Linked DNA regions of Homo sapiens: region 2 is linked to region 1. Evidence: read pairs that join two places in POLR2A ChIA-PET (ENCODE). Cell type or tissue: Panc1. All regions are shown on one strand. Each heading gives the region's core, and the rest is flanking DNA. Links, peaks and the distances in the headings are about the cores only.

Region 1 (8,330 bases), core at 285-8,284:
ATCACCCAGATTCAATAATTAATGAGATTTTGTTACTTGCTTCATCTAGCCCTTTCTGTTGATTTCTTTGAAGTATTTTTTAATTTTTTAAATTTTTATTTATTATCTTTTTTTTTTTTTTTTTTTTGAGACGGAGTCTCGCTCTGTTGCCCAGGCTGGAGTGCAGTGGTATGATCTCGGCTCAGTGCAAGCTCCGCCTCCCGGGTTCACGCCATTCTCCTGCCTCAGCCTCCCAAGTAGCTGGGACTACAGGCACCCGCCACCAGGCCCGGCTGATTTTTTGTATTTTTAGTAGAGACGGGGTTTCACCGTGTTAGCCAGGATGGTCTCAATCTCCTGACCTCGTAATCCACCCACCTCGGCCTCCCAAAGTGCTGGGATTACAGGCGTGAGCCACCACGCCCAGCCTATTTTATCTTTTTGAGACAGAGTCTTGCTCTGACTCCCAGGCTGGAGTGCAATGGTGTGATCTCAGCTCACTGCAACCTCTGCCTCCTGGGTTCAAGTAATTTTCATGCCTCAAGCCTCCTGACCAGCTGGGATTACAGGCATGTGCCACCACGCCCGGTTAATTTTTTTGTATTTTTAGTAGAGATGGGGTTTCCCCCCGTTGGCCAGGCTGGTCTTGAACTCCTGACCTTGGGTGATCCGCCTGCCTCGGCCTCCAAAAGTGCTGGGATTACAGGCATGAGCCACCGTGCCTGGCAGTTTATGGCATTTTTGAGTACACAGAAAATTTGACCTCTTTCTTTTTTTGAGACAGAGTCTCACTCTGTCGCCTAGGCTGGAGTGCAGTGATATGATCTCGGCTCACTGTAACCTCTGCCTCCCAGGTTTGAGAGATTCTTGTACCTCAGCCTCCCAAGTAACTGGGACTACAGGCACGCGCCACCATGCCTGGATAATTTTTGTATTTTTAGTAGAGACAGGGTTTCACCATGTTGGCCAGGCTGGTCTTGAACTTCTGACCTCAAGTCATCCACCCGCCTCGGCCTCCCGAAGTGCTGGGATTACAGGTGTGAGCCACCTTGCCTGGCCACTAGAAAATTTGACCTTTTAAGGCCAGGTTTGGTGGCTCACGCCTGTAATCCCGGCACTTTGGGAGGGTGAAGTGGGAGGATTGTTTGAGCCCAGGAGTTTGAGACTGGCCTGAGCAACACAGGAAAATCCTGTCTCTACAACAAATTTAAAAAAGGAGTTGGGCATGGTGGGGTGCACCTGTGGTCCCAGCTATTCAGGAGGCTGAGGTGAGAGGATCGCTTGAGTCGGGGAGATGGAGGCTGGAGTGAGCTGTGATTGTGCCACTGCACTTCAGCCTGAGTGACAGAGCAAGACCCTGTCTCAGGCTGGGTGTGGTGGTTCACATCTGTAATCCCAGCACTTTGGGAGGTAGAGGTGGGCGGATCACTTGAGGTCAGGAGTTCGAGACCAGTCTGGCCAACATAGTGAAACCCTATCTCTACTAAAAATACAAAACTTAGCCCGGTGTGGTGGTGTGCACCTGTAAATCCAGCTACTTGGAATGCTGAGGCATGAGAATTGCTTGAGCCCAGGAGGCAGAGATTGCAGTGAGCTGAAACTGTGCTCCTGCACTCCAGCCTGGGTGATGGAGTGAGACTCTGCCTCAAGAAAACAAAAACAAAAACAAAAAGCCCTGTCTACACTCCCCCACCCCCCCAAAAAAGCAAATTTGACCTTTATATAGTTAGAGAAATGTATAAATTTGACCTTCACAGTTAGATTCAGCAGTATTTTCCTTATTGGCTTCTGGGTTCGTGTCTCATTTAAAGCCTGATTTTCCCATTCCATGATGAGAAAATAAATACTCCCATGTTTTCTTCCACTATTTGTATGATTTCATGTTTTGTACTGAAATCTTTTATTGCTCAGACATGTGCTTTGTTGTTGGGAATTCTGGCTAAAAAAGGTGGAACTGGCCAGGCGCGGTGGCTCACACCTGTAACCCAGCACTCTGGGAGGCCGAGGTGGGTGGATCATGAGGTCAGGAGATAGAAACCATCCTGGTAACACCATGAAACCCCATCTCTACTAAAAATACATAAAAAAAAAAAAAATTTGCCGGGCGTGGTGGCGGGCGCCTGTAGTTCCTGTTACTTGGGAGGCTGAGGCTGGAGGCTGAGGCAGGAGAATGGCATGAACCCGGGAGGCGGAGCTTGCAGTGAGCCGAGATCGCGCGAGACTCCGTCTCAAGGAAAAAAAAAAAAAAAAAAAAAAAAAAGGTGGAACCAGTCCCGTCCCGGTGCCCTCTGACCTTCACTTTTTTGCCGTCAATATCAAGGGAACGCACGGTAAAGTCCACTCCAATCGTGTTCTGCTGTGTCTCAGTGTAGACTCCAGACTTGAAATGCTGCACCACACACGTCTTCCCCACATTGGAATCCCCAATGAGGATAATCTTGAACAAATAGTCAAAGTTCTCATCTGCTGCCCTGGCTGAGCTGGAGAAGTGCATGGTTCTTGCCACCTAGAACAGAACTAGGAAGAAAGGATGGAATTCAGCACCAGGAACTGGGGATCCAGTACAAGACAAGACGAAGGGAGGTCATTACCTTCACAGTGCTACATCCTTGTGAGAGGACGATGCTAATGATGCTAGTCGGGCACAGAGGAGTTGTCCCCATAAGCTGACATCTGCCCTACGTGTGTTGATCTTACTTTAGGGGTGCTCTTGGAATAAAGAGGTTCTACTGCCATTCTCTGGTGGGTCCAGTGGACGGTCAACACCATCAGATAAAAGCAGTGATATATCCTAGGCCTGGAGACGAGGTGCCACATGCTCCATCAGAGTGCCCGGAGAGCAGGAGAATGGCAGAGGAAATGCCCACAGCAGTGACTCACCTGCCATTGGAGGTCCCACTAGTGTCAATTTCACCTGGGGAGAAAGATTCCCAACTGCTGTAAGACTGACCATCCAGGCCGTGCACGATGGCTCATGCCTGTAATCCCAGCTCTTCGGAAGGCCAAGGTGGGTGGATCACCTGAGGTTGGGAGTTTGAGACCAGCCTGACCAACGTGGAGAAACCCCATCTCTACTAAAAATACAAAGTTAGCTGGGTGTGGTGGCGCATGCCTATAATCTCAGCTATTCGGGAGGCTGAGGCCAGAGAATCACTTGAATCCGGGAGGCGGAAGTTGCAGTGATCCGAGATCATGCCTTTGCACTCCAGCCTGGGCAACAAGAGCGAAACTCCACCTCAAAAAAAAAACACCCAAAAAACAAAAAACTACTGACCATCCAGGTAGCTAGCAACGAGGACTGATAAGAGGTGATTGGTAAGTCAGCTTGGGGAAGAGTGACATGACCTTTTTGTTCTGTTTGGAGCCTAATTTTTTTGACCAGGAAATTAGGATTTTGAGAATATTCAAAATTAAAACCATGGCTATAATGTTATGGCATATTTTACCAAAGGCTGGTTATGGCATATTTTACCAAAGGTTTTTTTTTTTCTTTTTTTTTTGAGACAAAGAGTCTCGCTGTGTCGCCCAGGCTGGAGTGCAATGGCATGATCTCAGCTCACTGCAACCTCTGCCTTCCAGTTCAAACGATTCTCCTGCCTCAGCCTCCCGAGTAGCTGGGACTATAGACCTGCACTACCACACCCAGGTAATTTTTGTATTTTTAGTAGAGACGGGGTTTCACCATGTTGGTCAGGCTGGTCTCGAATGCCTGACCTCAAGTGATTTACCTGCCTCAGTCTCCCAAAGTGCTGGGATTACAGGCCTGAGCCATCACGCGCCGCCAGAAAATTAAGGTTTCTAATGACAGTGTTTCACAAACTAACTGATTATCAGAATTATCTGAGAGTATCATTGAAAAATATATATTTCCTTTTTTTTTTTTTTTTTTTTTGAGACAGAGTTTCACTCTTCTTGCCCAGGCTGGAATGCAATGGTGTGGTCTTGGCTCACTGCACTGCAACCTCCGCCTCCTGGGTTCAAGCGATTCTCTTGCCTCAGCCTCCCAAGTAGCTGGGATTACAGGTGCCTGCCACCACGCCTGGCTAATTTTTGTATTTTTAGTCGATACAGGGTTTTGCCATGTTGGCCAGGCTGGTTAGGAACTCTTGACCTCAGGTGATCTGCCCGCCTTGACCTCCCAAAGTGTTGGGATTACAGGCATGAGCCACCATGCCCGGCTGGAAAATAAAGGTTTTTAATGACAGTGTTTCACAAACTAACTGATTATCAGAATTATCTGGGAATATCATTGAAAAAATATATTTTTGGAGCTCATCCCAGACTTGCTAAACATATTTTACCTTGTTCTTTTAAAAATTATTTCTTAGTATTCTTTTTTTTTTTTTTTTTTTGAGACAGAGTCTCGCTCTGTCACCGAGGCTGGAGTGCAGTGGTATGATCTCAAAACTGCACTGGGCCAGGTTTTGTGTTTTGTGTTTTTAACTTTAAAATATGTTTAGTGCGCCAGGCCGCAGTCGCTCATGCCTGTAATCCTAGCACTTTGGCAGGCCGAGGCAGAAGGATCACTTGACGCCAGGAGGTTGAAAGTAGTCTAGGCAATATAATGAGAGCCCTGCGCCCCCCCTCCCCGCCCATCTCTATTAAAATAATAAGAAATAGGCCAGGGGCAGTGGCTCACACCTGTAATCCAAGCAATTTGGGAGGCTGAGGCAGGCGGATCACTTGAGGTCAGGAGTTCAAGATCAGCTTGGCCAACATGGTGAAACCCCATCTCTACTAAAAATACAAAAAATTAGCCGGGCGTGGTGGCATGCACCTGTAATCCCAGCTACTTGGGAGGCTAAGGCAGGAGAATGGCTTGAACCCAGAGGGCAGAGGTTGCAGTGAGCCGAGATCGCACCATTGCAGTCCAGCCTGGGCAACAAGAGCGAAACTCCGTTTCAAAAAACAAACAAACAAACAAACAAAAACACAAAACCAAAAACCTCTGTCTCTCTTCCCTCCCCTCCCCTCCCCTCTTGCTCTGTCTCTTCCCCAGGTGATTCTGATGATGAGCCAGGTTTGGAAAACACCAATCGACCAAGTCACCTACCTGAAACTTACTCCCACCATCAGCATCCCTGGCTTAAATGTCCACCTATGCTTAAATATCTCTGATCACAAGGAACTGACTACCTCCTGAAAAATTTCCATTTTGCACTGGGCAGCTCTCACTTCTGTGGGATTGACACCTCCCTCCATGAGGTTTCCATCTGTCTAGCTCCGTGCTATCCTTACTCTGCCAAGACACATCACATTCCTGTTCCACATGACAGCCCATCAGATATTTGAAGCAGCAAGAATATTCCCCCAAGGAGAATATCCCCATCCTCTTTAACTGTTCTTCCTGAGAGTGTGTTCGGACTCCTCATCCAATTGCTCTAAAAGTAACTGAAACCTGATCCCACTTAATGATTACATTTGATGTGCTGCAAATTGCCCCTGCCTTGTGACATCCTTCTTCACCTCTCCGTTTTACTTTGGTTTTCTCTAAAGTCATAGACAAGGACACTCTGTCTCATCACACAAGGTAAAATGCACTCAAATGTCCAATCTGCATGCAAAAACCCAGGGCTTTAAGGCGATGAAGAAGGATCCCATACCTCTCTTGGACCTCTCTGAAATCACATATGGGTAGATGATCCAGCAGACAACAGACACAATCAAACCACTTTTTTCCTGTCTGACTTTTCAACTAAAGACAGCCATTCCACTTCCGGTGTCTTGGTCTTATCACTGTAACTTGAGCTGAGACTTTACTTCCATGTCTCCCCCCACCCTCAGGAGTCCTCAGGGTTTCCACTAAAGCCCCCTTTCATTGAGCCTACAAGCCTTGCTGGGAGGCACAGGCAGCGTCCACCCCGATGATGTCCTCCCGCCGGCATCCCGCAGCCTTCGCCTTCCTGGTTCACCTGTCGCTTACCTGTCTCGCTCTCTCACCTCTGCTGGTCAGCAGGTAATGTTTTCGCTTTCTTCTGGGTTTGCTTTTCAGCCCCCCAGTGCCCCCTTCTTCCTCCTGCCTCGCTGCTTGGTGGGAAGTGTAGTTCTGGCCCCAGGTGTCGGGTTTGGCGTCCTGAGAAAGTGAAAGGAAAGTGCAATCCCTCCCACCTGCCCTGAGTCCGGAGCTGCCTCAGGGTACAAAGCGCCAGGTGAGGGCGGCCAGCACAGGGCAGGGCGCAGAGCCGGCTTTCTCACCAGCCTTCGCCGGCCTAGCGGAAAGCCCTCACAGGAAGGAACAGCCAGTGAATTAAACCAGTGCTGGCCCATACGACACTGCCCCTGCTCCTTTCTTCTACTTTACCTTGTCTTGTGGGCTTTTGCGTCCTTTGCTCTCAATTTGTCCTGGTGTCCCTTGTTAGGAAACAATTTCAGAATGTATCTCATGTAGTAACAGCGACTGTTTTGCAAAATGTTTGGGTCAGTTGTACATGTGCATATTGTACTGGGTGATGTAAAAAAAAAATTTTTTTTTTTTTTTTGGAGACAAGGTCTCACTCTGTCACCCAGGCTGAAGTGCAGTGGCACCATTCATGGCTCACTGCAGCCTCAACCTCCCGGGCTCAAGCAATCCACCTGCCTCAGCCTCCTGAATATCTGGGACTACAGCTGGCCTGAGGGTTGTTAGTTGAGATAACACCAACTAAAGGAGGATATAGATCTTAAGTAATTTATTTTATTATATATACATATTTTTTAGAGACAGGGTCTTGCTCTATGGCTCAGGCTGGAGTGCAGAGGCATAATTATGGCTCACTGCAGCCACAACATCCCAGGCTCAAGGAAGCCTCCCACTTCAGCCTCCCAAGTAGCTGGGACTACAGTCATACACCACCATGCCCCACTATTTATTGTTTTTAGAGCTGGGATCTCCCTATGTTGCCCATGGTGGTTTGACACTCCTGGGTTTGGCCAGGCATGGTGGCTCATGCCTGTGATCCCAGCACTTTGGGAGGCTGAGGTGGGCAGATCACCTGAGGTCAGGAGTTCGAGACCAGCCTGGCCAACATGGCAAAACCCCATCTCTACTAAAAATACAAAAATTACCCGGGTCTGGTGGTGAGCCTATAATCCCAGCTACTCTGGCAGGAGAATCGCTTGAGCCTGCGAGGTGGAGGTTGCAGTGAGCCAAGGTCGCGCCACTGCACTCCAGCCTGGGTGACAGAGTGAGACTCCGTCTCAAAAAAAAAAAGAAAAAAAGAGAAGAAACTCCTGGGCTCAAGTGATCCTCCTGCCTTGGCTTCCCGAAGTGCTGGGATTACAAGGCATGAAACCACCGTACCTGGCCAGATTGTAAGTAATTTAAGTCTTTGTTTTGTAGATCTGAATATCTCTTTGTGAGGAGTCAGAGAAAGGAGATGATGCAAAGAGAAGGAAGCAAAAACAAAACTAAAAGAACTTTGAAGGTATATGAGAAGAAAAAGCTGAAAAGAAAATGTCTGCCTCACTCCCTCAAAAATTCTACCATAGAGCAAAGGTTGACGTCCAGAAAACCTCAAGTTTATCAGTCCCAGATGCTGGCAGTAGAAGCATAAAGCTGAGGTGAATTTTCCTTACTATTTTTTCCCCAGAGTCTAGAACAGTAACTGCCTCCCAATGTCTATCACAGGGACCAGATTTTCTCCACTACATAGGATGTGATATGTAGGCAGTTAAATGGCATTATAGACACAATAAGCAAAATTGAAACAGAGACACCCTGTTGGATAAAATATTTACATCGGTGTCCTGTTTCCAAACTGTGGGCTGAGACCTATAAATGAGTCATGAAATCAACCTTTGTGGGTTGCAACCAGCATTTTCACAAGAAGGGATTAAGAAACAACTTCAGAATGTATCTTGTGTAGTAACAGTGACTACTGTTTTGCAAAATGTTTGGGTCAGTTGTACACATGCATATTTTACAGGGTGATGTAAAAAAAAAATGTTTTTTTTGAGACAGGGTCTCACTTTGTCTCCCAGGCTGAAGTGCAGTGGCACCGTCATGGCTCACTGCGGCCTCAACCTCCTGGGCTCAAGCAATCTTCCTGCCTTAGCCTCCTGTATATCTGGGACTACAGGTGTGCACCATCATGCCCAGCTATTTATTTCATTTTTTTGTAGAGCCAGGGCCTCACTTTGTTACCCAGACTGGTCTCGAACTCCTGGGATCAAGCAATCCTCCCACATCAGCCTCCCAAGGTGCTGGGATAACAGGCGTGGGCCACCGTGCCTGGCCTGAAATGTCTTTTTAACTGTAGGCTGGGGTCCGCAACGTTTGAGAAGCACTGAAATACAGGGCAATTTATTCACTGTCCAAGAACATTACTTCTATGATGTCTTCAGATAAATTTGAAAATATTTGTCTTACCCAA
Region 2 (8,330 bases), core at 49-8,048, 130 kb after region 1:
CACCATGCCGGGCTAATTTTTGTATTTTTGTAGAGAAGGGGTTTTACCGTGTTGGCCAGGCTGGTCTTGAACTCCTGACCTCAAATGATCCACCCACCTCGGCCTCCCAGAGTGCTGGGATTACAGGCGTGAACCACTGCACCTGGCCTGAGAGTGGATAATTTATAAAGAAAAGAGATTAATTGGCTCACAGTTCTGCAGGCTGTACAGGAAGCATAGCAGCATCTGCTTCTGGGGAGGCCTCAGGGATCTTCCAGTCATGGCGGAAGGTGAACGGGGAGCAGGGGCATCACATGGGAAGGCAGGAGCCAGAGAAAGAGTGGGGGTGGGGGTGCCACACACTTTTAAATGACCAGATCTTGCGAGAATTCACTCACTATTATGAGGACAGCACCAAGAGGATGGTGCTAAACCATTCATGAGAAATCTGCCTCCGTGATCCTATCACCTCCCACCAGGTCCCACCTCCAACAATGGACACTTCAACTGGTCATGCGATTTAGCAGGGAGGACACAGATCCAAACTGTTATCACTACAGTACTTGTGAATGTGACTTTATTTGGAAATAGAGTCTTTGCAGATGTAATCAAAACAAGATGAAATCATGCTGATTAGATTAAGGTGGGCCCTAAATCCAGTGTAGCTGTTGTCTTTATAAGAGAAAGGACAGGGAGATTTGGATATAGATACACAGGGTAGAAGGCCCTCTGACAATGGAGGCAGAGATTAGAGTGATGTAGTTACAAGCCTAGGAACAACAAGGATTGTTGGCTGTCATCAGAAGTTAGGAAAAGTTAAGGAAGGACTCTCCCTAAGAGCCTTCAAAGAGAACACGGCCCTGGCCAGGCACAGTGGCTCATATCTGTAATCCCAGTACTCTGGGAGGCCAAGGCAGGTGGATCACCTGAAGTCAGGAGTTTGAGACCAGCCTGGGCAACATGGTGAAGCCCTGTCTCCACCAGAAAATACAAAAATTAGCCAGGGGCGTGGTGGCATATGCCTGTAGTCCCCAGCTACTTGGGAGGCTGAGGCAGGAGAATTGCTTGAACTGGGAGGCAGAGGTTGCAGTGAGCTGTGATCATGCCATTGCACTCCAGCCTGGGCGACAGAGCCAGACTCTGTCTCAAAAAACAAACAAACAAACAAAACAACCCAAAAAACAAAGAGAGCATGGCCCTGCCGATACCATGATTTCAGATAGCCCCCAAACTGTGAGAGAATACATTTCTGTTGTTTTAAGCCCCTCAGTTTGTGATACTGTACCTTGATATTGGCTAACCCTAGCAATCTAATAGAGATGCCTAAGGTTTTTACTAATGTTATATTTTATAGCCTGGGTTATGAGTACATAAGGGTTGAATTTGTTTTTTTAAACCTGTTTATATGTTTTATATACATATACGACTTCACAATAACAAAAATAAAAGTAAGCAATGGCAAAAAAGGGAACATCCAGTGACTGGGCTTAGGAAAGAAATTCAGGTTGGACACATTTGGCTATGGGTTTGCCTTGTGTACCAAGATCACAGCAGGGGATGTCACCACCCGCAGGTGTGTGGGGCATATGCAGGAGAGGACTTTTTTTCTTTTAAACTTTTATTTTAGGTTCAGGGGTACATGTGAAGGTTTGTTACACAGGTGAACTCATGTCATGGGCGTTGGTTGTACAGATTATTTCATCACCCAGGTACTAAACCTGGTACCCAGTAGTTAGCTTTTCTGCTCCTCCCCCTCCTCTCTCCTGCAACCTCAAGTAGACCCAGTGTCTGTTGTTCCCTCTTTTTTTTTTTTGAGACAGAGTCTTGCTCTATTGCCCAGGCTGGAGTGCAGTGGTGTGACCGCAGCTCACTGCAACCTCCGCCTCCCAGGTTCAAGTGATTCTCGTGCCTCAGCTCCCCGAGTAGCTGGGATTACAGGTGTGCGCCACCACACTTGGCTTATTTTTGTATTTTTAGTAGAGACAGGGTTTCGCCATTTGGCCAGGCTGGTCTTGAACTCCTGACCTCAGGTGATCCACCTGCCTCGGCCTCCCAAAGTGCTGGGATTACAGGTGTGAGCCACTGCACCCAGCCTGTTGTTCCCTTCTTTCTGTTCATGAGTTACCATTTCACTCCCACTTACAAATGAGAACATGCGGTATTCGGTTTTCTGTCAAAAGAGGACTTCCTGGGGTCAAGCTTGAATGTTGTAGATAGTGAGATACAGCAAGCAGCAGGGGGTTCCTGGAGCTTGGTCTCTTACAGGCAAACATTTCTAGTGATCATGGGCCAGAAAACATCCTAGCCAGTGCGGCATCCAAAAAAAGATGAGATGCTGTTCCTTCCCAGGGGCAGCAGACTGTGTACCCTCATGGGGAAGGTTCTGGACAGGGTGGCTGTCCAGAGGCACGTTGCTAGGTGTCCCTCAGAAAGTTCTCTAGGAGCCCGCGTGAACTGCAGTACTGGGGGCTCCTGCCTTCCTATGCAGAAGGCAGCCAGAGGTTACCTTTATCTGGCCTGATAGCGGGTGCTTTGGGAATAGCTAAGAGTCCCGAATACACCAAAGTGGGCATGGTCTGAGCAGCTCACCATCTGCAAGGTGCTCACTACAATGCTGGACCTCATCTGGATGTCTGCTGATGACCATGAGGCCAAGAGGGAGGCCTCATCAAGGGCCAGAGGTGCTCCTTTAAGAAACTGATACAGGCCAGGTATGGTGGCTCATGCCCATAATCCCAGCACTTTGGGAGGTTGAGGCAGGAGGATCTCTTGAAGTCAGGAGTTCAAGACCAGCCTGGCCAATGTGACGAAACCCTGTCTCTACTAGAAATACAAAAATTACCCCGGCGTAGTGGCGCACGCCTGTAATTCCAGTTACTCGGGAGGCTGAGGCACGAGAATTGCTTGAACCCCAGAGGCAGAGATTGCAGTGAACTGAGATCACACCACTGCATTCCAGCCTGGGTGACAGAGTGAGACTCTGTCCCCCGCCAAAAAAGAAAAGAAACTGATATAGGAGCCTGGGGTAGGGACAGAACCCCCACCCTATCCTGGTGTCGTGGGGTTTCATCTTGACATGACTCCTTCAAAACCCTGTTGGCTTATGACAGCTGACCTCCCAAATAACTTTTCTCTTTCTCGGCCGGAGGTAATCAGGACAATGTGAGATTTCTCAGTGATTTTTCTTCTCCATCTGGTTTCCTGCTTTGTAGTTAGAGGAGATAACAGCCATCCCAGGAATTCTCAATATACGTATATTACTTTAGCTGAGAAAAAAATGTTTAAAGGATGGGAAAGTGTATACTGAACACCTCATAGAACGATTCTAAATGAATAGATTGGTTCTGAATGTAAGATAAAAGAGCACTTGGAAAAGTGGGTAGAGATTGGAGAAAATCACTTTATATCTCTTTCTCCTAAAGCTGTGTTAAGTTCTCTTTAATGGAGATTCTGGGAAAAGGATCTAATTCCTTTAAAAGCTGGGCTGCCCTGCAGCTGAAGCCAAGTTGTAAAACTGTTTGGGATGTAGAAAGGTTAGTAAAGAGACCGACTGTATGGCCATTTCTAACCATCTGATGGGAGGGGTATTTGGCATGGTCTAAATGCTGCCTGTGAGGAAAGCAATGATCGGAAAAATAACATCACGGGGCTTTTTATACAGCCCACTGGTATCATGATGCAATGTGATTATTTTTCTGACTTTCTGTTTTTACCACAGGAAAAGGAAGAAACTAGGGAATTGGAGGAATGCTCAGATGCCTAATTACCAGTGTTTCTCTCAGATAAATTATAAACAGGCAGTTAAAGAATTCTACTACAGCTAGGAAACAAAGCAGGCTTTAAACACTTCAGATGTCAACATGCCCCAATTTAGAAGGCGTTAGAGCTGTATATAACCCCAGAGATAATTTTTCTCCAAGGAATGATTCAGCAGAGTTAAAAAAAAAAAAAAAAGAAGTAACTCCCACCTCCCCATTCCTGCGCATATATGGCAGACATCATTAATCGAGGCAGAGTTTCTTTTTTTTTTTTCTTATGGAGCCTAGATACTGCCCCAGAATTCTTCTCAACAATGTGTGCCGAAGAACTATAAATGGATCAGAATCGGTGCGTGAACTGAACCAGCTAAAGAGGGACCTAGCACAATAGTTAAAGTATAGGCGCTAAAGTTCAGCTCAGCCACTTAAATGTTCAGATAAGTTTTCTTATCTGTAAAATGCAGATGACGAGAGGACCTATCTCCTAGTATTGTTGTAAGGATTAAATCACCACATCTAAACAGTTTGGAGCAGGGACAAGTAGTAAATATTCAACAAATAGTATTTAAAATTTTTCTAGAATAAAGAGCTAAAGAAAGTCATTTACTGTTTAACCCTGGAGGAAGTACTAGATTAAGATTTAGAAGGAACCTGTGAGTTGAAGATTTATTCAACAAAGATATTTAGCAACTACTATTATTTGCTGAGCTTTGTACGAAATGCTGTGGAGTCTATATAATGCAAGGTACCAATATATAAATCTGGGTCAAAGTTGACCTTTTTTTTTTTTTTTTTTTTTTTTTTTTTGAGACAGGGTCTCGCTCTGTCACTCAGGCGGGGTTGCAGTGGTGTAAACATGGCTCACTGCAGCCCTGACCTCCTGGGCTCAAGTGATCCTCCTGCCTCAGCCTCCCATGTAGCTGGGACCACAGGTGTGCACCACTATGTCTGGCTAATTTTTGTATTTTTTGTAGAGATGGGGTTTTGCCATGTTGCCCAGGCTAGTCTTGAACTCCTGAGCTCAAGCTATTCATCCACCTTGACCTCCCAAAGTGTTGGAACTACAGGTGTGAGCCACCACACCCAGTCTGGCATCCTTTTAAATGTAATAATATACTGACAAGTTATTTGTTTATAGTCAGTTGTTTTACATAAAATTTCAACTTAATAAAAAAAATCAGAAGATAAATGGCCAGTTAATTAAATATGAAAAGCTACTCGATTTTGTTAATAAAGAGGGAAACAAGTTAATACAACAATGGGAATAGGGGGGATGGAAGATTTGAGAAACATATCAATCTGGACATTTAACATCCAGATATAAAGAAATCCAGGAAGAGAACCGGGCACAGTGGCTCATGCCTGTAATCCCAGCGCTTTGGGAGGCCAAGGCAAGCAGATCACCTGAGGTCAGGAGTTCGAGACGAGCCTGCTAACATGATGAAACCCTGTTTCTACTAAAAATACAAAAAATTAGCAGGACGTGGTGGTGTGTGCCTGTAATCCCAGCTACTCGGGAGGCTGAGGCAGGAGAATTGGTTGAACCCAGGAGGTGGAGGTTGCAGTGAGCCGAGATCACGCCATTGCACTCCAGCCTGGGCAGCAAGAACGAAACTCTGTCTCAAACAAAAAAAAACAAAAAAAAAAGAAAGAAAAGAAAAATAAACTGGAAAGAATACACAAAACTTTTACTCATTTATTTCTGGGTCAGACATTTTTGGTAATTTTAATTTTCTTATATATATATATCATGTTTTCATTTGGATCATGTGTTATTTTAACACCAGAAAAAAAAAATCTAAGCATAAAAAGAAAGAAAGCGTGCCATCTGGTTTTGGTGTGTCACCCTGGGAAGCTCCACCATTTGGAAAGAGGAGTGCATCTGGCATGGCGCCTGGGGATGGACTCAGTGGGCCCTGGAAATACGGAAGGAACTCGTGCCTGAGGCCTGCGGCATGGGTATGGTCTGCCCTCAGGTCTCACCGCCTTCCCCCAGGGGGGCCCACAGCCCTGTGCACCAGGCAGGGCCTCCAGCTTCCCTGGTCAGGACTGCAGCGGCTGAGGCTTCACCTGGCTGTGGCTATGGCCACCCCTATAGCTGTGCTGACCCCAGCTACCACCCATGTAGGGGTCTGAGGCTGCTTAGAGGGTACAGCATCCATCTCAGATGGATGGATTGGAGGTCCTGGCTGCCCCGCACCTTCTGTGACTGAGCTGGACATGAGCTGGGCAGCAGCAAGAGTTGGGAGAGGGACCCTTCAAGACACCTACAACCTCAGCAGATGGGACTGGACTTCATCCTTTAAGCAGGGCCAAAACTCCCCACTCCCACCCAAATCAGTAGGAACCTTTTTAATTCAACAAACTGATTCTAAAGTTTATATGGAAAAACAAATAACCAGGAACTTTCGAACCAGAAGAGCAATGATAAGAGACTAACTCTACCAGGTATTTGAACAACTTTTAAAGTTACATGGATTTTATGTTATTTTACTACTTTATTTTATTTTGTATTTTATTTTATGTTTGAGCCAGGGTCTCACTCTGTTGTCCAGGCTGGAGTGCAGTGGTGCAAACACAGCTCACTACAGCCTCGACCTCCTGGGCTCAAGCAATCCTCCTGCCTCAGCCTCCTGTGTAGCTGGGCCACAGACGCATGTCACCATGCCTGGCTAAGTTTTTTAATTTTTTTGTATAGTCAGGATCTCACTTTGTTGCCCAGACTGGTCACGAATTCCTGGCCTCAAGCAGTCCTTCCACCTCAGCCACCCAAAGTGCTGAGATTACAAGTGTGAGCCACTGTGCCTGGCCTTTATTTTATTACTTTTATTTAATAGAGACAGGGTCTTGCTTTGTCACCCAGGCTGGAAAGCTGTGGTGGGAACACTGCTCACTGCAGCCTCGACATCTTGGGCTCAAGCGATCCTCCTGCCTCAGCCTCCTGTGTAGCTGGGACTAAAGGAGTACACCATCATGTCCAGCTGATTTTTTTTTTTTTTTGTAGAGAAAGAAAACACCCAGCCATGTTGATTTTTAAAATGTGGTACTAGCCTGTAAATGGATAGACAACTCAATGGAATAAATCCAAAGTTCCAGAATAGACCTAAATATATACAGGAATTTCGTTTCTAAGCAGGGTATTAGTTTATAAAATGGGCTAGACACTTGGAATGACACTATTCAATTAATGGCATTGAGACTTCTGGCTACCCATCCAGAAAGAAAATCGAATCTCTTCTTCACATCCTCAGCTAAAATAAGATACAGATTCATTGATATTAAAATGCCAAAATGGAAACCATAAAAGCAGTAGTAAAATATGGGAGATTAAAAAATCATATAGTGGAAAGGCCTTTAAAACAATGTCAAACCCAGAAATCATAAAATAAAAGGTTGAATTTTTTTTTTTTTGAGACCGAGTCTCACTCTTGTTGCCCAGGCTGGAGTGCAGTGGTGCGATCTCGGCTCACCACAAACTCCGCCTCCCAGGTTCAAGCGATTCTCCTGTCTCAGCCTCCTGAGCAGCCAGGATTACAGGCATGCACCACCACGCCCACCTAATTTTTTTGTATTTTTAGTAGAGAGGGATTTCTGCATGTTGGTCAGGCTGGTCTCGAACTCCTAACCTTAGGTGATCCACCCGCCTTGGCCTCCCAAAGTGCTGGGATTACAGGCGTGAAAATTTTGACAACACACACACAAAAACATGCCTCTAAACACTGTAATTCCACTGAACTGTACACCTAAAAATGATTTCTGGTAATGAGAGGTGACAGCGTGCCGGCAGCCCTTGCAGCCCTCCCTCACTCTCCGCGCCTCCTCGGCCTTGGCGCCCACTCTGGCCGCGCTTGAGAAGCCCTTCAGCCCACCGCTGCACTGTGGGAGCCCCTTTCTGGGCTGGCCAAGGCTGGAGCCGGCTCCCTCAGCTTGCAGGGAGGTGTGGAGGGAGAGGCGTGGGTGGGAACCGGGGCTGCGCCTGGCGCTTGCGGGCCAGCGCCAGTTCTGGGTGGGCGTGGGCTCGGCGGGCCCCGCACTCGGAGGGGCCGGCCGGCCCCGCAGGCCCGGGGCAGTGAGGGGCTTAGCACCTGGGCCAGCAGCTGCTGTGCTCGACTTCTCGCCGGGCCTTAGCGGCCTCCCCGCAGGGCAGGGATCGGGACCTGCAGCCCGCCATGCCTGAGCCTCAGCGCCCTCCAGCCATGGGCTCCTGCGCGGCCCCAGCCTCCCCGACGAGCACCGCCCCCTGCTCCACGGCGCCCAGTTCCATCGACCACCCAAGGGCTGTGGAGTGCGGGTGCACTGCACAGGACTGGCAAGCAGCTCCACCTGCGACCCGGGTGCGGGATCCACTGGATGAAGCCAGCTAGCCTCCTGAGTCTGGTGGGGACTTGGAGAATCTTTATGTCTAGCTAAGGGATTGTAAATACACCAATCAGCACTCTGTGTCTAGCTCAGGGTTTGTAAATACACCAATGGACACTCTGTATTTAGCTAATCTAGTGGGGAGGTGGAGAAGTTTTGTGTCTAGCTCAGGGATTGTAAAAGCACCAATTAGCACCCTGTCAAAACAGACCAATCGGCTCTCTGTAAAATGGA

What was found. Peaks named below come from ENCODE experiments on the same cell type or tissue, not always from the same donor. Only the 100,000 strongest peaks of a DNase experiment are listed, where the experiment ranks them.
Region 2: POLR2A ChIA-PET joins it to region 1 with 16 read pairs; 2 of 35 experiments call an interaction of 5 or more read pairs at or near these places.

What each region holds. Positions count from the first base shown.
Region 1 is chr7:140,401,790-140,410,119 of GRCh38, reverse strand. It overlaps RAB19 (RAB19, member RAS oncogene family), which reads right to left and starts at 6,062. Exons shown (of 4, transcript NM_001008749.3): 1 at 5,903-6,062; 2 at 2,273-2,496. The coding sequence starts at 2,473. LOC124901759 (a long non-coding RNA gene) reads left to right here and starts at 5,652. Exons shown (of 2, transcript XR_007060561.1): 1 at 5,652-5,935; 2 at 7,298-8,330. RefSeq lists enhancers at 5,488-5,987, 5,988-6,489. In Panc1, for the core only: no CTCF peak of the experiment used is centred there; no DNase peak of the experiment used is centred there; H3K4me3 peaks cover 926 bases; H3K27ac peaks cover 929 bases.
Region 2 is chr7:140,271,039-140,279,368 of GRCh38, reverse strand. No RefSeq gene overlaps it. Among named protein-coding and RNA genes, the nearest start is that of KDM7A-DT, 98 kb to the right of the region's middle. RefSeq lists a silencer at 5,828-6,123. In Panc1, for the core only: no CTCF peak of the experiment used is centred there; no DNase peak of the experiment used is centred there.